Regions from separate parts of the Mus musculus genome. Here regions 1 and 2 are each linked to region 3. Evidence: chromatin loops called from intact Hi-C (ENCODE). Cell type or tissue: left cerebral cortex. All regions are shown on one strand. Each heading gives the region's core, and the rest is flanking DNA. Links, peaks and the distances in the headings are about the cores only. Region 1 overlaps Frmpd4 (FERM and PDZ domain containing 4). Region 2 overlaps Frmpd4 (FERM and PDZ domain containing 4). Region 3 overlaps Frmpd4 (FERM and PDZ domain containing 4).

Region 1 (7,563 bases), core at 1,543-6,542, 180 kb after region 3:
CCTAAAATAGGCCCGGCTTTATCATAAAACACCCATTCATTAAGTGACTGCAGAACAGTTTTTCCATATTTCCTGAGGGTAAGAATATGAGTCTCCTGCTGTCCTAGAAATTCCTGCTTCAAAATATGAAAGAGGAAAAAAAAACGCATGACATTAGAAAGGGGACTAGGTGGAAATAAAAGAATATCAACAAGAGCGAGGACGGTACATGAAAGTGTTAGCGGTGGTGAATGGGATCCAAATATATTTTATACATTTATGAAAAGTATTGTTGAAACCTGTTATTTAGATACTTACTATATGCTAATAAAAACTTTTTAAAATGCATGCTTACATGAGTATTTTAAATATATCCCTACCTTCCCATCCGAATGCCAGCCCCACTGAGTCCAAATTTCCAGTAGGTTGTCTTAGAAACTGTATACTTAATGGACAGTTCTCTAGTGTTGTTAGATTTGTGTATATTTATCCATACTCTCTATTTTTTACCTAGTTGGGAGTAAAGGTCAAATTTGAAGCCAAGAGAGTAGAGCTAAGCCTCCGGAGAGCTGGGATTGCAGCCATGCACTATCACATTTAGCCTAATAACTTCCTTACAAAGAGTAAGTAATTCTACAGAGACAAATAAGGAAAGGGAGCTACCTAACACATCTGAGGACTCTAATCTACCACGTTGCACCCATAAACATATTCTTAAAACTTAAAAGCAAGTTCAGCTTTCTCATGTAATCTTTGAAATGGACAGCCTCCTTTAAACATTATCTAGCTGGATGGTAGTCAACAGAAAACAGCCAGTCTCTCTAACCCAAGCAAATGTTTTTCTTGTCACGAGCTCTCCTACTTGTACAACAAACAGGCAAACATCTGTATACATCATGTCATCTGCCAGTGTACCACAGGGGACTAAAATATGCTTAGCAAAACAAACAAGCAAATAAAAACAGTACTTTTCACTTTATTTTACTGTAAATTAGCATATGAGGTGGCAGATTTTCTTATGGCATTTTCATGCATTCTTAGTTTGAGTTGGCCTTCTCCCCCTAACCCCCGTCACAGCTGTCTATCCATCCATCCCTGCTTATAGCCATCTACCCTTAGGACCCCTAGTTCCACTTTCATGTTACATGTATTCTGAGACCCAGCTTTACCACTCCTGAACATATACCAAGAGGAATATATTCCCTACTGCAGAAATATGTGCATGTTTATATGTATTGCTGCTCTACTCACAAAGCAAGGAAATGGATTCACCTAGATGTTCATCAATAGATTAATGGATAATGAAAACATGGTACATATAACACAGTAGAATTTTTATTCAGCTGTAAAGAAAAAAATGAAATAATGAAACATGCAGGAAAATGAATGGAGCTGAAAAGTACTATATTATATATAGTAACACTGACTCAAAATGGCAAAATGGCACATTCTCTCTCTCTCTTTCCCCCATGGGCTTCTTCCCCCTCCTTCTCTCCCTCCTGCCCTCCCTCTCTCTCATGTGGATATGAACTTCTAATGCATATATGTATGTAGTTATGAGGGAGGGACTGTAGGTAGATGCCAAGAAACTAGAGAAAGCAGCAAAAGGTGGCTTAAAGAGAGAGATGTGGGGAGGATTATAGAATACATATGAACCAGGCATGGTGCTTCACATCTTCAATCCTAGCAATTTGGAGGCAGAGACAGGGGTTCTCTATGTATGAGTTTGAGGCTAGCCTTGTGTACATAGTAAGTTCTAGGTCAACAGGTTTCATTTCAAGTGTGTGATTATATCCATCTTCCTTATAGTATCTTCAATATAAAATAAAATGGTAATAAGCTAAAAGATGAGTTAAAAACCAAATAGCTAGATAGTTCATGATGTTCAAATAACATGGGAACGTTTAAACTGTGATCAATCAAGCAATCACCTTTAGTACCTGAAAATGTTTGTGCAAGGTGTCAAGTGTATTTGAATGGGGCTGCTTTAGGTTGTATGTAAATTTCCATGCAGAATGTAACCCTTCAACCTTTTTGTGAAGCCCCTTATTACAGTGAAGTGTTGTTCCATGCCAGCGAGAAACAAATGCCATGCAGAAAGCAAGAATTTAAGTACTAGGTTTTCCCAGGTAGTCCATCAGTATTTAGTCCTACACTTCCATATACTTCCATTTCTGCATGGCAGTCCACATGAGCCTGAAAACAGAAAGCTGTCTCAAATCTTCTGAGTGGTACTTGCTGAAGACTCCTGTGTCATACACAGCTTTCATTAATTAAACCCATTATGCTTTCTTCCATCACCCCGTTTGTTTGTAGAAGTGTTGCCCATTATTCATGTGATGGGGTCAGGAAAAGACAGTCTCACTCCTCCTTGATCTGCTTCTATGCTCGCTAATTACTGTGTGATTTAGAAGAGGAGATTGCAGTTTTCTTTCTTTTTCCCTTCTTTAAGAACAAAATATCCTGATTCTCGAAGTGCCCCATTGTAAAATTACAACATATCCTTACCCTTTCCAGTCCCACATTTTAGTTCCCATATTTTGTTTTTAGTAGTAGAAGGATTGGAAATATTTGATGCCACACTGTAACTATCACTAAGTCTTTTGTGCCTTACCTAGAAGTTGGCTCTAAATATTTAAAGCTCGCTGGATAGTGTGGTGTGTTTTATGATGGCTGGTTGTATTCTTGCTAATGAAAAGGGCATTTTGTTTGTTTGTTTGTTTGTTTGTTTTTCTAATAACTGCTGCTCTGCATCCCCGACCCCTACCTTTCTTGAATGTGCTCTCCTTCTCAGGGGCGGAGTCTAATCACTGGCACTTGAGTCCTCCATTCTTTTTCATGCTCTAAGCTGAGTTGATGGCTTCCTCAGTCTAAACTGCCATCCTGCCACACTGCTGGGTCCTTTGTTTCTTTGATCCTATACTTTATCTCTCTTCATTTGTCTGGAACATATTCTTCAGAACCGACTTGAAAAAGATGTTTCAAGCAGAAACCTGCCCAAATCACTACATATCTAGAAATATTTTTATTCTGCCCTATTCTCATAGAATTGTGGATTAAAAATGAATGTCCTGTTGAAGTCGATTTTGTTTGCTTATGTGCTTTCTTTTTAAGCTCTTGAGACAAGGTCTATACCATGTAACCCTGGGTGACCTCAAACTCGACGTCTTTTCCAACTCAGCCTCCAGGGTACTGTGATTATAGGCATGAACCTCTTTGCCTGTCTTTCTAGCAGCTTCTAAGCAAGCTGCATTATATTTGGATCTTCAGGGCCTGTAGTCAGATTATGGTGAGATTTTCTCTCCCCTGCTTTGATAATGGATCTTTGCTATATACACCTTTAAGGGTGATCTCCTTATCCTTTTCTTTCCATACCATTAGAGAAAATTTCTTTATCTATGAGAAATTAGAAGTTCATTTTGAGGCATCCAGCACTGAAGGTGCCTTTATTGCCGATCTCAGAACTCAACGCAAGCTGGATTCTCAGATCATCTGGCTCAGATATGTTGGAGTCATTAAAACAAAGCAAAAACTAAAACAAAACAAAGGAACAAAGAAACCCGTGCCCCTTCCCCTTTTGCCTATTCTGTTTTGTTCTATTTTCGAACTTCTTGTTAACTCTATACTGTATCATTTCCTTTCTCTTTTCTCATATTCTCACACTTTCCTTTTTGGCTTGACTTCTTGGAAGATTTTTAGGTATCATTTCCTTCAAGCTTTCTAGTGAATTTAGTATGAAATTAAATGCTTAATATCTAGAATATAGTCTTCCATATTTTCTTCTAGTTATTTCACAGCTTTATTGTTTCACACCTAACATATAACTTTGTATGCAATATGTATAACTTGTTTTGAAATATCTATTTAGCTAAGCATACTTTATTGTGCTAGAAATGAAACCCAGGGTCTCAAATATGCTACACAAAGACTCTGTCACACCTCCAGCCTAGCTATTCCTATTTAAAACAGCAATGTATTCTTTCTCTTCATTTGAATTATGTTTGTGCTTTGTGCTTTATTTCTGGACATTTTCTGTCTTCTTTTATTTTAAAAATATTTATTTATTTATTTATTTAGTGTGTGTGTGTGTGTGTGTGAGAGAGAGAGAGAGAGAGAGAGAGAGAGAGAGAGAGAGAAACTGTAGGGATTGTAGAGGCAAGAGTAGGTGAGTAGGTGTTATGTGCGTGTTATATTCCCTGGAGCTGCAGTTTCAGACAACTGTGTGCTGCCCAATGTGGATATAGAGAATGAACTCATATAACAGAGGCTGCTCTGAAACACACTATGATAAATGAAAATCACCTTGAATCCCTGATCCTACTGTCCCCACCACATAAGTGCTAGCATTCCGGGTAGGTATCACCTTGCCTATTTTCTGCATTGCTGGCAATTCAAACTCAGAGTTTGCTATACACTATGTTATCTCTCTGCCAAGTAAAGTGTGTCTCTAGCCTGTTTCTGTACCACTTTTCTTCCATTGTACTGTTTATCACGTTCTTTGAAAGAATGTCTTCTTCCATCATGTAGTGGTTTGTGGGGACTCTTTTCCCTTTCATGTAAAGCTTTCCAATGTCCAGTTACGTTTCTTCATTCCACAGCAAGAATGATACCCACTCAGCAGGTTCACTTTGAAGATGAAATAGGGTATCCATTTAAGTATAAATGACAGCACCTCTTGTTCATAGGAGCTGCTACATTCAGCCAATGATTTCTTTCTTCAGACTTGACCTCAGTGCATGGTTAAGCAAATAGGACTTTAATGTTACATAAAGTAAATACTTGTTGTTGTTGTTGTTCTGCAGACTTCTTACACATGCTAAGCTAGACGCCAACCTCAATAAATGTAAATAGTTGATGAAAATGAAAAACACTTCTATGGAGAGGTTGATAGGAATAAAATTGTAAAGCTCTTTTAAAAAATGAAGAAGTAGGGATGTAAATATAGCTCAGTGGTAGAGTACTTGCCTAAAATATAGGAGGCCCTAGTGACATATAGGCAAAACAAAAGAGAGAGGAGTGAAGATGGGGCAGGCAAAATCTCTCTACATTTTTATTTTGAGTCTTTAGTTTGTTTCTCCCATGGATTATATGGCCCAGAAAATAAGTGTCATACTAATAAAAGTTGAAAGTAGTTTTCAGCCCTTAAATTGAATTAAATGAGTACTATTGTGACAAGCTAATTAGACAGCCATAAAATTGCTAAATATATGTCACAGGAAAATGCCTATGTTCCATATTTTGTTAAACATCAATTATACTCATAAGAAATCTGCATCGAGTAAAATGGATACTGGTGACACATGTTAATTATTCTGCAAAAATAATTGAGCACTTTAAAATTTTCAATATGCTATTAAGCATTCATGGCCTCTGAAAGTTTGAACTATTTTGAGCTTATCCGAATGACTCTAACAATATAAAATGAAGTAAAATTCTCCTTAAAGGTCTCTTAGTAAATCAAAACACAAATTGTTATACTTAAGAGTCCATTAAAAGAAATAACTGGTAACATTGGTTTGGATATTCAGGAAGAAATTGTCTTAGGTCTCAGCCCTTGCCTGTGAAAGAGTAGGCACAGCCAAGTAAATTTAGACAATGGAGAGCTGTCTTCTTTGTCTGTGCATCATCAGCTCTAAGCACAGCACACAGCAGCATAGGAACTGTGAAAAATGTGCCTTTAATCTCTAATCTATATGCTTTCCAACGGGCTTGATGCATGCTAATGTAATGGCAAATGTGAATTCATCAAGTTGTTTATCAAAAGAAATTGCTGTTTCAGCCCTGTAAAGACTTCTTGTTGTTAACTCAGAGTCTCCTGAAAGTTCCCAGGAAATTAAGATGATATGACAAAAGCCAGGTCTCTTGCCAGCTGTGCAGTGAGGATAACTGAAAATTACAACATATATGGACACTGATCATCTGGTTCACCTGCTGAGCTCCTTGCCTGGATGTTTTCCACTGGACTAGGACTTTTCAAAATGGGTCACTGAACTCTGCACAGAAATTTCCAGAATGCCTATTAAATACATTGATTCTTGGAAAGGACTCAGGCCTCCTCACTACTGATAACAACTCTAACTCCAGTTCCAGGCATTCTGACACCCTCTATAGCTTCCAAGAGTACTGCATACACATGGTATACAGACATTCATTCAGGGAAAACACCCATACACATAAAATAAAAACAAGTAAATCTGTTTAAATTTTTTAAAGCATTATTGCTACAGAATGCTAGATTGAGTTAATAAACAATTTAAGCATGACTTCTGCTATCTGATAAGCTGTAACTAGAAAATAAAATATTTTAAAACAGACAGCATGAAGGTAAATGTTATGGAAAATAGCACAGCATTGTTGAACTTGAACTACTGCACTGCTTTTATTTTGAAATGGAGCTTGGTGGTGTGAAATTAATCATAGTAAAAAATCCTCACTGGTCTACTCTTCCTGATTATTCTCTGCTTACTACTAAAACAAAGAATATTTGCTGATTGAATGAAGCTGGACTCACCAAAACCTCTGCTTTCTTTCCACACATTTCCTCCTTGATTATCAGCATCTCAAACTGATTGGTTGGAGTACATTCAGCTTTGTTTTGTTTGTTACATGTTGCTTTGGTTTTTGTTGTTGTTAGTGGTGGTGGTGGTGGGGTGTGTGTGTGTGCGCGCATGTGTGCGCACGTGTGTGTGCACGAACGCGCACGTTCCTATGTGCTTGTGTTCTCTCATGCTGGGGATAGAACCCATGACCTTCCTCATGCATGCTAGGTATCTTCACCACTGTTCTGCTTTCCTGGCCCCTTGAGTGTGCTCTTAAAAATGCGAGATTCTCTGTTAAGTGTCATGAAAGGACAGTCAGCTCTGTAGTGAAGCTTAAGAATACAAGCTTGTGTTTACAGCTGACTACTGTCCTAACATGATTGTGCTGGCTTATGCCCCAGGTCCAGTTCTAATAGAGAATGGTCTACAGCCTCCCCTAGAATGCAGTTCTCACTAACAATAGAATAAATAACACACTCTATACTGAGGATTACCAAAGAACACAGAAGCCTTTATTGTTGTATCTGCTACTTTTTTTGTTGTTTTTTTAATGTAACACAGGAACCTTCAGAATTGAGTACCCAAAGACTTGAGGCAAGTGCTCTATTGTTTTGCTAACGTTGACTGAGACATAGACCGCCCTATAGAAAAGTGACTGAGAAAACAGGGGTGTGAGCTAATTAAAGGATTAAGTGAAGAAAGCTGTATTGTTCCAGTTCTCCTTTCTCTTTCTATATAGCATTCCTCACACCAGGGTAAGGGTAGGGCTCCTTATGGAATGAGGTTTTTATGACCTATCAGACTAGACAGCTCAGAGAATTTCTTTACTTTTTAAATATTTATTTAATTTTACTTTATGTGTATGTGCTTTGCCTGGATGCAGGCTATGTGCACTATGTAAATGCAAGAGTCCGCGGAGCTCAATAGAGATGGTAGATCTGTCTCTAACTCCACAGTTATAAAGCACCATGTAGATGGATACTGGGAACTGAACCTTGATCCTCTGCAAAAACAACAAGTGCCTCTCAAACACTGAACCATGGCT
Region 2 (7,563 bases), core at 1,771-6,770, 310 kb after region 3:
AAGAAAAGTGCATATTCTCCTCTTTTTATTCATTGTACAAAAGTATGTTCAGAAATTGATTGCTCCCTAATGTCTCATCAGCCTAAAATAGGCTTTCTTCAAATGGCACAGTCAGAAAGATTTTATGGAGGTAAAAATGTACCTACTGATGATCTGTACCATAATCTAGCAAGAGAATATCAAGTCTGTGTTTAAAATGTCTATCAATAGTCAACCATTAATTCTCCGTGTTTGAAAGGACTCAGAGTAGACCTCACCTGTGCAAATGGTTCTACAAAGCCCACTTGCTATGCATCTTACTGTCATAATAGCAGCAAGCAGCTGGGTTTAAATTGCCTTAAATACATGGTGATTCAGTTGGCAGTAGAAGGCACAATATTAGTAGATGGGTGTAGGAGCACTAAGTCATCCTTAATTGCCCCAGATGAAATACTAGTTCCCTTCATATAAGACTGCTACTTTGAAGTGGTGATGGCTGAGAAAATTGTCCCCCCCCCTTTTTTTTCCTATTCAATACAAATGTATGATGAGAGGATAATTTATCTAACAATTGATCAACTCCCTGGCGGGGGGCAGGGCCTCCACAAATTCTTTCTGGAAAGAACAAGAGAGAAATCATTTTAGATTTTGGGGACCACCTGATGTCTGTAAGAATTATTGGATTCTTTTCTTGCATCTGGGAAACAGACACAGAAATGGGGCATTGAGAGACCCTTAAGACCACCCTGGAAGTAGATGACCTTCTTGAGGAACACCCAGAACTCAACCATGTGCCCTCTCACACTCTAGTTACTTTCAGCAGAGGGTGAAATGCTAGATTCAACAAGGAAAGTCAGCCCATAGGCATGATCTAGGAGCAGTCATATACATATTGTTCAGTGTCCCCTCCCCATGGACACCTATGGGCAGAGTTTTAGTCTCCTGGAAATGATGTAGCAGTGCACATAGTGTATTACTAAGAAATGCCCCCTTTGTATTAGTGCCTATAGCTGACCAATTGGCTGGCTGGCCTTGGTGCCTTATCCCTCTAGTCATCAAGTTGATATTGCAAGGCCCAGGTCTACTTCTCTGCTACTGTTAGCATAAACTCTGTGCTATGGTCCAGGGCTTTAGCTCAAGTATAATGACTCCTGCCAGGCAGGCCACTGAAGACCTAAGGTTATTTCCTAAGAGTGAGATGGCAGAATCACATCTTTCTTTAGGTAAGGCTAATCCATTCCTACACACAGATTCTGTGAGCAAATGGGGATAACTATCTGAGCCACTGTTGCAGACCTTGGAACCCTTGTACACAAGTACATTTCTGCAAATCTCTGCCCAGAGAGACTTATTCTGTGTTCCCAGCTGCTTAGCTCCTTGCTGTTAGACCTCCTACCTCACTTAAAGACATGTGTTAAGACTTGAGTACATATCTTACCGGAAATCAATCGAAACTGAAGAAAAGGTCTATCATTCATTCCTCTGGGCCTCTTTATTATAGGAACTCACATTAGACTGAGTTTGATTTCCTAGCAGAGTACAGTTGACAAGGAGAAAACTAGGAGCTGTGCAAAGTGTTCACATCAAATTCAAGTTCTCTTATCATGTGCCTAACAGCCTTATTAGCACAGCAGACACTGGTTGTTGGACATAACAGAAAGAGTGCTTCAATGAAAGGAAGGTGACACCTGCTGAATTCAAGTTACCAGTGTTCTCATTACAGAGTTATGATAGGGAACAGCTATCAGAGTCATTTCCTACTGGCCCTGCTATTGGTTTAGAAAAATGTCACATAGAGTTCATACAGCCACACAAAGCCTGGGTTGTATTTCTCTTTCCTGGATGTTGTGAAAAAAATTATAAAGCAGGGAATCTTTTAGATCACATTCACCACAATCAAGGAATTTTTTTTGAACAATTATTCTTTGAGGGTGGGTTTGGTTGCTGTCCTGGATTTTGTTTTAATGGGTCCAAAAGGGCAATCAAGTAGACTCAAATAGCAGAACAGTCCATGGAAAACCTACTTCCTATATGAGAAGGTTTTTCCACCTTTGCAACTATTGAGATGTTGGAATACATGGTTCTTTGTTGTGACTGCCCAGTGCATTGTTAAGGCACTTAACAGTATCCCTACTCTCTAACCACTAATGACATCCCCAACCCTGCTGTGCCAACCAAAGACTATCTCCAAAAATGTCCAAATGTTGCCATAAGATACCATTTCCTCCCATTGAGAAACTATGCTCTACAGAACTTTAGGCATGTGACAAAAATTATCTTGAAGAGGGGTCATTTGCTAGTTTCAAATCTATGGAAAAGAAATGAAAGGCTGAGGAGATTCGCTGTGCATGGCAGTACAGCCTTTATTTGTGTAGTCAACATGTTCTGACTATAAATGTTTAATCCTATAAAAGATTACAGACAGAGTTTGCTCATTTCACCTTCCCCAGGGATGTAAAATGAACATGTACTGTTAAGGTGGTGCTCTCTGAGTAAATGGCATTATAATAAATGCTTTGTACATATGAACACATTTGATTCCTATATCCATTCCAAGGCAGGCATAATTATCATTTGCAGCTTACAGGTAGGGAAACTGAGACACTTACCGGTTGAATAGCTCCCCAGTGCTGTGAAGTTTATAAGCCTGAGAGCTGGGATTAGAAAGTAGACTTTCCTAGGAGAGGCAGTTACCATGCTCTCATGCAGACTAGGCAGGGCTCAGCACGGTCCTTGGGGGCAGGAGTAAAATGGCAGATATTTCAGGCCACATGGACTACGGCACAACTCTGTTCCTGCAGTGTATGGACGTTAAATCAACCATGGACAAGAGATGAATTAACTCGGTCTCAATAAACTTATATTTACAAAAATGAGTGGTGGACAAACCTGGTACGCAGGCCATACTTTACTGGTCCCTGTGGTAGAGCACTTCCAAAGCTAGTTTAATTGTTTGCTCATTTAGAGAAGAAGAGACTAAAATTAACTCCTTGTTCATATAAAAAAAAACTTTCTAATTTATAACATTACATGGGGACTGGTTAAGTACAGTGGCTGTTCTTCTAGAGGACTCAGCTTTGATTCTCAGCACCTACATAGTGGCTCACGACTGCTTGTAACTCCAGTTCCAGGGGATCCGATGCCCCCTTCTAGCCTCTTTGGGCACCAGGCATACAAATGCAGCATAGCACATATGAAGACAAATCACCTATATACATTTAAGAGGAAAAAAGAAGAATCTTATATGATCAATGAGTTCCTCTTCCATTACAGGATGTAAAGCCTAAATAAATTATGGTACACTCTAAAAAATAGAGTGGACAGTGTTGATTTTGATCTCTTCATGTCACTGTTTGTTCTGTAAGGATGTCATCTTAACCCTGCAAGAGAAGTTGTCTATCAAAGGCATTGAACACTTCTCCCTCATGCTGGAGCAGAGAATTGAAGGGGCTGGCACCAAGCTGCTCTTGCTTCATGAACAGGAGACACTCACTCAGGTCTGTGATGTACCCCCCAAGAATGCTGCTGCTTCTGCTGTTGGAAACAGAGTCTGTGGTGTCTCACGATGCCCTTCCTCCAGTCCTCTCCCTCTAGCTGCTCTAAACCAGAGGTTCTCTCTGAAGGAAGCACTGCCTTTATAATGGATGCACTTGTTACCTTAAGGAGATGGTCCCCCTTTTGCCAGTCTGTCATAGTTTTTCAGTTGATCTCCCAGATTTGTCATTCAAAAGCCAGGGAGATACTGGAATATTGCTCTGCAGAGTGACATTTTCTGTTACTGCAATGACTTCCTTGCTTGTTTTGATCTCTAGTCTCTTCAAAATCATTGAAACCACAATTGTTTCTGAGAGTATGTAGAGTAAGTCAAAGTCATCTTTTTTGTCTTTTGTTCTGGATACATACTCAAGGCTATTTTTGGAAGCCTGTAATCACTGCCTTAGTCCTACCCATTATCAATGTGATGTACCTATGTGTCCCAATTCCTGGCTCTCAAGATTCCACCCCATCTGTTTTCTGGGGAGACAAGCCAACTGTTTGCTACTGCATCCAACATACTACCTTCACTTGTCTTAACTTCAAAAAAGCTGAGCATTTTGGTTGAGTCTTTAAGTATCCACAAAGTCTACTTGCTTAGGAAAGTTCATTGAGAGATAGCCCTAAAAAGAGGGCATAAGGGAACATGGGGGGGGGGAAGACACCTGCAACTGAAGCAGCAAGTTACCACCAAGAGAATAGAAGGACAGGAAGCAACTGTCATACTAAAAAAAGTAAGTGTCTGGGGGCTGGAGGGATGACTCAGCACTTAAGAACATGATCAGCTTTTCTAGAGGACTCAAGTTCAATTCCCAGACCCCACATCAGATGGTTCACAACTACCTAGAACTCCAGCTCCAGGGCATCTAACACCTCTGGCCTCTTTAGGCACCTGAGCTTACATGCACATGCATAATGAAAAAAAAAAGGAAAATAATTCTTTAAACAAAAAATCAAGAACTAGTACTCCACACATCAGTTCCCTTGAATTTCCTTATCCCTTCGACAGAATCCAATGGGATGCAGTGAATTAGAAGAGCTGCCATGCATTTTGATTTTAATGTCTGTATCTAAGCTTTACCTATGATGGTCATCAAACTTAAATCCACATAAGGATATTTAATGTCACTTGCAAAAATACCACATGGAAAAATACTCTTAGAAATGGATGGCTTATTTTATGCAATGTCTTTGGGAAACCATCACTTATATTCAGAACCCCTTAAGCGAAAGCTCAGTGTGTGTCTAAGTTCCCCTAGAAGCAAAACTTCAGCTAAAGATGTGAATGTGGGGAAATTCCATGAGAGGTTATGAGAATAGCTGAGAGAGGGGTAGAAGATGGGCATGGGGGCAAATTGGGGAGTCAATAAAAATGGCTCATCAAGCCAGTTCCCACCATGTCACCTAGAGCCCCATCCTACAAGAAAGCTCTGAGTAACAACTTAGAACACTTGTCAGTGTCACTTCACCTGGGTATGTTGATCAAGCAGTTGGCCTGTCATTGGTGATGTGCTATGCCTAAAGACTCTACAAACTCCTATTCTATCAAGTAGTCACAGGGACATGTAGTAAATAACCTTTACCTGTGTCAGTAAATGACAAAGAGAGGTGGACAGCCCACCTCTTCCTGAGTATAATAAAAAGTTCCACCACTTTCTTTTTCTCTTTATAGTTCTGCCCAAACTTCTGCTGACTATATGGGCCTGGGGGGAACTATTATAGAGATTTACGTGAACAAAGATTCAAAAATGTTCCTGATCTTACATATCCAAAACTTAAGAAAATGAGTCAAATAGCCTAAAAGAAAGCAGTTACCTACTTTTGAATCATTCTGTATAATACAGCCATTGCAGTCTCAGAATAGGATAAGAATTTATGTCGTGTCACTCTACGTGTATGAACTCTTGTCATCTATCCTCTCCTGTGCTGCTTTCTCTTTACTTTCTCCCTTTTAAACCTTCCTAGAACAAGTCCCTGTATGTACAAACTCTAACATCTGAGTCTGCTTCTAGGAACCCCAGTCTCACACAAAGGCAAATGGGAAGATTTTGTTGATGTAGAAAGAACGGGCATTTTGATTCTGTGGCTTTCATCCCTTTCTTAGCCAGCACTGATGGATTCTTTTTTTTTCCAACTTTTTATTAGATATTTTCTTCATTTACATTTCAAAGGCTATCCCGAAAGTCCCCTATACCCTCCCCCCACCCTGCTCCCCTACCCACCCACTCCCACTTCTTGGCCTTGGCATTCCCCTGTACTGGGGCATATAAAGTTTGCAAGACCCAGGGGCCTCTCTTCCCAATGATGGCCAACTAGGCCATCTTCTGCTACATATGCAACTAGAGACACGAGCTCTGGGGGCACTGGTTACTTCATATTGTTGTTCCACCTATAGGGTTGTAGACCCCTTCAGCTCCTTGGGTGCTTTCTCTAGCTCCTCCATTGGGGGCCCTGTGTTCCATCCAATAGATGACTGTGAGCATCCACTTCTGTATTTGCCAGGCACTGGCATAGCCTCACACAAGACAGCTATATCGGGGTCCTTTCAGCAAAACCTTGTTGGCATATGGATTCTTAAATGATGTGTTTGCTCTTCCAGGTGACACAGAGGCCCAGCTCCCATAAGATGAGGTGTCTTTTCCGAATCAGTTTTGTTCCCAAAGATCCCATTGACCTGTTAAGAAGAGATCCAGTTGCTTTTGAGTATCTCTATGTTCAGGTAGGTAAACTTTTTGGATTATTCTATATGAATGTGGAGGTATATGACTGACCTCCTCAGTGTTTTTTTTTCTTTCCATGCTCCTCTAAGCTTGATGAATCATAAAAAAGTAGGTTATGCTCCTTTCATTTTCACATTTGATTTTGAAAGAATTTATTACTCCCTTATAGGTTGCAAGAATGGTGATCTCCATCTTCCACCCAGATTTACCCGTTGTTAGCATTTTCTCCCATGTATCTGATATTTAATGCAGGTACATACTCGTTGTCTTTTTCATCACAGAAATTTATGCATAAACATATTCTTTTTCTACAACACATGAAAGCTAGTTACTTACTTCATATATTATTTTTACTTCAAATATGATATGTATTTTCCAATAACATGGCCAATTTTTTATATAAACTTTGTCCAAATAACAAAATCAAGAAGTGAGACATCAATGTGTGTTCCTTAACTCATCTTTTATCTATGTCCAAAATGATGCCTGTGGCCCCCAAATGTCATTTTTTTCTGGAATACAATTCACTTTGGAATCTAATTTTGCATGTAGTTTAATTATCTTGTCACTTTAGTGTCCTTAAATCAATACCATTCCTTATTCCTGTCTGTGACTTTGGTGACATTGAGTTTTGAGAAGTACTAATCAGCTATTTCACAAAAATATTTTCATTTGGCTTTCTCTAGTATGTTCTTATGATTGGGTTGAAGTTATGAATTTGTAAAGAATGATATGAGTGACTATTCTCCTCAGTATAGCATATGAGGAGCCACATGGTGCCAGTTTATCCCTTTATGTGAGGCTAACTTTGACTCTTATGTGGGTTGTGTCCTTGTACAAATTAATCACTTTTCTTTTATAATTAATAAGAAATTCGTGGCAAGTCATTTGTGACTTTTATCATCTTATATTTCATCAAATTGTCACCCACTAATTTTTATTAATAGTATTAATTGGTGATCCTTACTTGAATCTATTGTTATAATGCTGATTTAAAATGGCATGCCTAATCTCATTATGTCTCTCTTCGATGATCACTTGGCACACGGTATATATATATATATATATATATATATATATATATATATATGAGTTGTTTCTTCTCCAAATGTTTATTCATTCATTTAGGTACTTAAATCTCTTTAAGACATTGTGATAGTAATTACATTGGAACTAATACTTTTCAGAATTTTAAGATTCTAAGATTTGTGTGTGTGTATGTGTGTGTGTGTGTGTGTGTGTGTTCTCTAGATGGTCTATCTTACCTTTTAATTTGGAATATAATTATCCCCAAAATAAAACTTCCAGGGGTAAGTATGATGAGTATTTG
Region 3 (7,563 bases), core at 1,427-6,426:
TGCTTTATATGATCAAATATCTCATATTTGAGATATATATGTGTGTATATATATATATATATATATATGTGTGTGTGTGTGTGTGTGTGTGTGTGTGTGTGTGTGTCTGTGTGTCTGTGTGTCTGTGTGTCTGTGTGTGTGTGTGTGTGTGTCTGTGTGTGTGTAAAAAAATCATTGCAGAAGGAAAAGGGGATATGGAAAGAAGAATGGAACTTAGAAAAAATTGTACATAGCAACAACAAATCCATTTCTTGAATTCTGAATGAAATTTCTTTGGTTCAAGGTGCATAGTCAGATATTTACAACATTCTATCTCCTTAATTAATGGAAAGCTTGGAGTATAGTAGACAATATCAACCTGCACACTGCAGCCTTTGGTCCTTCATAACATTCTAATCATTTACTCTCCCTAAATCAACAGGTTAGTGGCTAAAGGCAAATAAATAATCAAATTTCAATAACTTCAATTTTCTCTTCTTAATTAACTGGGTATAAAAATCAGAACTCTAGTGAGCACTATGAGGTTAGGAGCATAGGTCAGTGGTAGAATACTTGCCTACCATGTTCAAGGCATTGGGTTCCAGAACTCGTACTACCCAAACAAAAACACCAAACAAATCAACAACCAAAACACAACTTAACAATGGGATTTGTTCAACACACTTGCCTATACTTTTACCCTTGCAGTATTATAGATGAGATACCATTTGTTCTTCTGTTTATATATTTCAGGTATGGGGAAGGGAATCTGGGGATCTAGGAAGTTACTATATATGCATAATAGCACAGTGGAAGTGAACTAAAAAGTAAGATCTGTTTAATTATGTTAGTGGTCCTCAAACAAGGATCACTATGTCTTTGCCCTATATATATTATCTGCCAATGACCACTCTGGATGGTGCTAGGATTGAGAATCTTATAGCTAGGCTAATCCATCAACACACATACACAGAGTTTCTCTCTTGTATTTAAAAGAGATTCTTATATATTAGATCTATGAAGTCATAAAAGTTTTGAAGATTTTTTTTAGATTTAATTTTTCAGTGTGTGAGTGTTTGCTTGCATGTATGTATGTGCACCACATGTGTACCTGATGGCCAAGGAAATGAGAAGAAGGTGTCAGGTCCCTGGAACTGGAATAAAAAGCAGTTGTTAACTTCCATGTGAGTACTGAGAATCACATTCATGTCCCCTTCAAGAACAAATATTCTAACAGTTAAGGAATCCATCTTTCCAGCCCCTCAAGACTATTTTTCAACAAACTAAAGGGTGGTGACATTGATGTATTTACAAATAAAAACTTGATTTTTCAGATGGTGTCAAGAAAAACAAAACAAAACTCCAAAGGAAAAGAATCCTCCCCACTCTCTTGTGCTCAGGACAAGACACTATGGCGATAGACATAGTTCCTATCTCAGCTTTTGTTTTCTGGGTTTCAGTGTGCTCAGAGTTAATGCTCCACTTGAATCCACATCAGTGTCTTAACAGTACCCTGAGAAATTATTAATTAATTATCCATATATTAACTTGACGTAAAACACTTTTCTTGCTGTTGCAACTTTACACTCAATAAAGTTTTCCCTATGGAAGTAAGATCCTGTCTGGTATTAGTTTCTGATGGCTGCTGTAACAAATTCCCATAGTCTAATTGCCTTAAGCACACATAAGTGAATTAATTATCTTCAACTGTTGGCAGTTTCACTGGCTAACATAAAAAATGTCAGCTGATTTTCTTCTGGAAGTTCTAGGGTAGACTGCATTTGCTCGGTTGTTTGTTTGCTTGCTTGCTTATGTTTGTTTGCTTGTTTGTTTGTTTTTCTCCAGTCGCAAGAATCCACCACTGTTCTTTGCCTCTTCATTCACATCTTTTGGTCTTGGTTCCCATCGTCAGATTTTTTTGTTCTACTCTCTTTTGTTACTGCCTTCCTCTTACTTGTTCTGACTTTAAAAAGGTATCGAGGATGAAATCCATGCCCTTCCACCGAGCTGGCTTCCTTCTGGAAGGTCTAGGGCAGAGCTATATCTCTAGCCACACTTCCTGAGCTTTTCATGACACTCAACCTGTCTATACAATCTTGGAAACTCTTCTCATACTAGTATCATACATTTGATATATAAAGCCCCCTTTGCCATGCGAGTTACCAATTTATAAGTTGAGAAATCTTGATATGGACATATGTGGGGGGTATTCTCCACATCCAAACTCTCAAGGGATCAAATATGGCATTAGTTATGCTATACTCTGGATTTTTGCCTACTTTATTACACAGAGAAATCAGGTATCCCTATATAGACTCCATCAACCCCAAGCTGTATAGACATAAAAAAGATCTCCTCACTATGCCCAAATAGATATCCCAATGATACCTTCCCTGAAGGGTTATTACTGAGGGTTACCAATGAAGTAAGTTGCCTGAAGCAGTAAATATAACACTAGAAACGTAAAAGTTCCTCAATATGTGTTTGCAGTTGTTACCCAGGAGGCTATTATGAAGGCTAAACAGGATAATTCAAGAGCAAGCAGACTTTCTGTAAAGGGCCACATAGTAATGACATTAAAAACAACAACAACAAAAACAAAACAAAACAAAAAAACTTTATTGATTCTTTTGAGTTTCTCATCATGTACCCTCTTCCTCCTCGTCTCTCTCCCATTATATCCACTTGCAACCTCCCCAGCTCCAAATAAAACACACACAAACAAACAACAACAAATCACAGAAAACATCTCATTGTGCAAGCTGTATTATGTCACAGTGTGGTCCACAGTATACCCCTCTGTCCACACATCTTCACTTGCAAATATTCATTGCAACGAGTCATTAATCTGGACCCAGATCTCTGGCTTCTGTGACACTATCCTTGCTGGGACTACTCCAGGTTATCCTGTTGTTTCCCTGTGTCATGAGGATACTGCATCTTTTGAACAGCAGGATGGGCCTTTCACATGTCCCAACCTTTTGCAGATGATATAGATTTTGGGGTGGGACATCAGAGCCCTGAGTCTGGACCTAGGTGGTAGCTGAGCCACTGAAGCTCCCAAGTGCTTCGGTCTGTAAGAGGCTGGGCCAACTCTCCCATTCCTACACCCTTGGAGCTGACTTACTCATACCTTAGCCATCAGGGTCATCTCTACCGTGTTGCCCCAGTGAGGTGCAGGGCCCGTTCCCCTGGGTGCTACAGCTAGTAAAGGGTTGGAGGCTAGCTTTCCTGCTCTCACAACCCCATGGCCATCTCTACCAGCTATTGCATGTGGCAGTGTGGAAGGGGAGGGCACCACCCCTGCACCCACGCCACCTCATGCCAGAAAACTGGTGCGGTCAGCTCTTCCAAGATCTCAAACTCAGGGCCAGCTCACCTGAGCTGCCTAAGCAAGGTGAAGGTCCTGCTTTACTGAGTGCTGCAACTGGCAAGGGGCAAGGGTAGCTTTCCTGTTCTCAATACTGGGAGTCTAGCTCTCCCAATTGTCGCAGGTGGTGAGGGGCCCAGGGGGAAGGCATCACCCCCACACCCACGCTGCCTCACAGCAGATGAGTGATGGTGCCAGCGCATCCTTTCTCTTGCCATCAGAGCTGGCTCTCCCACATGATGCCACTGGTGAGAGAGAGATGGGGCCAACTCGCCAGAGCACAGCATCCAGTGAGGTGCAGGGCCAGTTATGCATAGCCCCCTGGATGTGCACTTGGTCCCCCATAGTTGCTGTGACCAGGAACATCCCCATGTTCTCTGGTGGTAATATGAGCTAAGAACATTGACACCAACCCCTGTCGCTGCATAGCCAGGGAGTCAGATATGACCCTAATTGGCAGCTCAGGCTGTGAACTCTCCATGACCCCAGGTGGCAGGGCTGGCCACTCACAGCAGGCTACTATTCCCCACCCTTGAGTCTCTCTTCATAATGTTCAAGCTGTTCCACTTCTCTTTCTCTCCGATCTGACCATGACATACTTGTATATTATGGTGGCTCCTGCTACAAGCTAGCCAGGGGCCAGGTAGGCCCCTGGATGACATCCTCCACCCATACTGTGTGGTGTGGCAGCATGTAGCTGTCTATGTCCTGGCTGTGCCACGTGTTGGAGGACAGGTTTGTGGGTAGCATGGCAGCCTTCAGGTCTCTGTCCTCCTCCTCCCTCAATACACTGCCTGGATTTGATAAGATTTTATTTGATTGTTGTTAGTTTTACACATAGGACAGCTTTGGCCACCAAGCCAGACATCAAGCTAGGATGAACAAAGGACTATCATGTGCTGTGTCCCACCACCAACCAGGTGTCTCTTTCCCCATTCCCAGGGATGGGGGTTAGGGAAGGAATAGTAAACCTTCTTGACTTTGTAGATTATATAATTTATGTCATACAAATTTATTTTTACTGTTATGGTAACTTAACAGTATCTATTCACAGCATGTAAAGGACTGGATGTGATACTCACGTCACCTCGAAGTGTTTGCTCCACATCACTAGCTCTGTTTCCCAGAGGGAATAAGAGCTAAGCACTGGGGTAGGACTCAGTGATAGATGGTTGCCTAGCATGTTCCCAGGCCTGGATTTAATTCAGAGTACCCCCAAAAGACTGCATGAAGGCGAGGTATGGTAGTGTACACATTTTAATAGCAGCACTTGAGATGGCGGCAGAGGAAGACTACCAAGGATCTGGAGGACCCTAACTATAAGTTAGGGGCTAACCTAGTTTATGGATGCTGTCGGAAGAAAAAAAGCCAAAGAAACAAAATGAAACCAAACAAAACACTAGGGCTCGGGGTAATCAATCAATCAATACCGCCTGAGCCTGAGTAGGGGGGCTGAGCTACAGCATGAGTTCATCCCATGCTTGGCCCCAGGAAATGATATTGTCAAAGAGAAGAACCTCAAAGGGCTAATTTGCCTTCAAGAGGAAATTACAGAAGACATATGGAGACACCACATAGGAGATCAGTGCCAGGAGAGACAAGCAGAAGGGCAATTCGTGAGGCCAATGAGCCACATCTCTGAAGGGCTTCACAGTGACCTTTCTATGAGGTTGCTTTAACTGTGTCAGAGAGACAGGATCCCGTCTTTGCTAGGAGAGGTTGGAATTCTTGAACTTTTGAGCCTCATTCTCATTGCTCCCAGTGGTGAGTCAGAATGTATTTCAGTTCACAATCTTTGGGGGCTCTCACATGAATAACAGGGCAGGCATAATGCAACAACCAATGAAAAGCTAGTTTTTAGTTAGAAATCATACTTGCAATGACACGACATCAAAAACTATGCAAACACACTATTTACCAAACAAGATAAGTGAATAATCAGATCATGTGTTAATAATGAGGTTTCAGTTATAGATAAAATCAGTTAAGTTACAAGCCTTTCTCAATAGTGATTTTTCCCAGTGACCTTTTCTGCATATACAGCAGACATTCTCACCTGAGTAACTTTTTTTTTCTAAAGATATCTTTGTTTTGGGTAGCTATGGACATCTCATAATCAGATATGAAACATGACATCTGACAAGGCATAGCATATCACTCCCCCTCGATCAGGTAGTATCACCCACCACAGAATGTCAATACTGTCCTTCCTATTAAGCAAGCCTAGTATAAAGTACTATAGATAGGTTTGGTCTGTGACATAGTCTTCATTTTTATCCAGCTAAAATAAATATGCCCTTTCCAGTTGTGAATTAACTCCTTGTTACATGATCCACACTCCAACTCATATCTGCAGATCACATGATAAAAATTTGCATCTGTTTATTGGTTGAACGCCACTGAACTTTGAGGAGATTCTGAAGTTCAGAACAAAGTAATGCAGGGAAGTGGAACACAGGACAAACTTCAGAAATTTATTCCCTTGTGGTTAAGCCAGCATCAGACTTACCAAAAATAAGCTAGTCGAAGAAATAAAAATTTGAATTCACCCAGGTGAATGGATAGCAGAAGGATATGTGAAAAATATATTTTAAAAATAAGGTTAGAGAGATGATAACTCAGTAATGAGGCATTTGCCTCATAAGCCTGAAAACCCGAGTCAATCCTGGGGACCCACATAAAGGGAGAGGGAGAGAACCCACTCCATGGTTGCTGCCTGACATCCACACTCATTCCACTCATTCCATGAAATACATACCCACATGAATATGATATATATATATATATAGAGAGAGAGAGAGAGAGAGAGAGAGAGAGAGAGAGAGAGAGGAGCATGTGAGTGAGCACATGGGTGCAGTACCGAACCCTGCCAGAAGAGGGCGTAAGATCCTTTAGGACCCAAGTTACAGACAGTTGTGGGTATGATCTGCCATGTGATTGGTGGAAATTGGCCCCTAATCCTCTGGAAGAACTGCCAGTGCTCCTAACCTTCAAACCATCTCTCCAGATATCCCCCACCTCCTAAATTTTAAAGAGATAAGGTTTTAAAATATCTTAGTGGAAGTGCCAATTCGCACGTTCAATATAAAGGGACACTTTTAATGGAAAGGGAGTCAGACTGAGTTAATAATTTAATCAGTTTCTGGCACAGGATCAGTGATATTGAAGGACTCCCTCATGTGATTAAATAACTAAATTTTTCATTCCATTTTAGCCCCAAATGCCACTCTCATTTACATTTTGAGTTCCACATAGATATCAGCACACTTATTCAAGTGACTATTAATGTTTTATAAAGATTTGTTTCAATTTGAACATATTTTATTGTGACGTACGGTTCATAGCAGAACTATAAGCTCCATCCATGGCATCCTCTCCAGTCCTGATTTTCTCTGTCCATCCTACTCCACGGGATGTAGCTAGCTTGGCTTTTGAGGGCAAACTACTCTAGAACCACGATGTACCATTCTGCTTTTGCTTCTTTGATGATGGAGTCCTGAGAGCCTAATGAAAGAAAACAGCTATGATCTCTGAAGAGCAGCTAAAAATGCCTATTTCAGGGCTCTCTAGATTGATCCTGCCCACAATCTCCTAAAACAGTCCGACTTTCAACCCCACTGGGAAAAAAAAAAAAAAAAAAAAAAAAAAACAACAAAAAAACTTTCCTTACCCCAAATCTAAGGAAAGCCTATTTAGCTTAGAATTACACGGAGCTCCTTCCTTCCCCCCTATGTACAACTAAAACATTACAGTTCAAGTCATCTCCTTTTCTTTTCTTGTCATCTTTAGATTCTTTTTGGAGTCTTTTCAGGCTTGCTTAGAATTACAAAAATTGTGCATCACTCCCGATAAAATGAGTTTCAGAGCAAAATAAATTGGTTGAGGTAGTTCCAAACCTGGGTAACGTTCAGTATCCCTTCTGAATGGCTTTTTAACTCATACAAGCTAAGGCTCATACTGGGCCCCACAACAGTTGTTCATACAACTATTCATGCCATCGACAGCCTTAGTGATTGAGTATTTTTCAGGCCAATCACCACTGTTGTCATAGAGATTTTCTGCTAGTCCCCTGCCATCTAACCTGCAAGTCCCCGACACTTGAGTTTTTCTCACTAGGTCTCTTATAATGCTTCTTTTGTAAGCATTTTGGTAGCATGATATAAAGCAGTTTCACCTGCTTGTGTGGTTATTTTCCTTTCTTGGGACCTGAAAGC

Evidence for each region. Hi-C counts contacts between places; a loop is a spot of excess contacts. Peaks named below come from ENCODE experiments on the same cell type or tissue, not always from the same donor. Only the 100,000 strongest peaks of a DNase experiment are listed, where the experiment ranks them.
Region 1: a loop joins it to region 3, with 2.2 times the contacts of the local background. A loop is called at or near these places in 2 of 42 quality-filtered maps.
Region 2: it touches region 3 in a loop (2.8-fold over the local background); 20 of 42 quality-filtered maps call a loop at or near these places.

Annotation. Positions count from the first base shown.
Region 1 is chrX:167,636,420-167,643,982 of GRCm38, reverse strand. All of the region lies in intron 2 of Frmpd4 (FERM and PDZ domain containing 4), which reads left to right. Among named protein-coding and RNA genes, the nearest start is that of Prps2, 260 kb to the right of the region's middle. In left cerebral cortex, for the core only: no CTCF peak of the experiment used is centred there; a DNase peak (open chromatin) is centred at 4,329.
Region 2 is chrX:167,504,115-167,511,677 of GRCm38, reverse strand. Frmpd4 (FERM and PDZ domain containing 4) reads left to right here. Exons shown (of 17, transcript NM_001368936.1): 8 at 3,345-3,476; 9 at 6,113-6,232. Among named protein-coding and RNA genes, the nearest start is that of Prps2, 130 kb to the right of the region's middle. In left cerebral cortex, for the core only: no CTCF peak of the experiment used is centred there; a DNase peak (open chromatin) is centred at 3,982.
Region 3 is chrX:167,816,230-167,823,792 of GRCm38, reverse strand. The region is part of intron 1 of Frmpd4 (FERM and PDZ domain containing 4); the gene reads left to right. Among named protein-coding and RNA genes, the nearest start is that of Frmpd4, 300 kb to the left of the region's middle. In left cerebral cortex, for the core only: a CTCF peak has its summit at 6,236 (motif pointing right); a DNase peak (open chromatin) is centred at 3,571.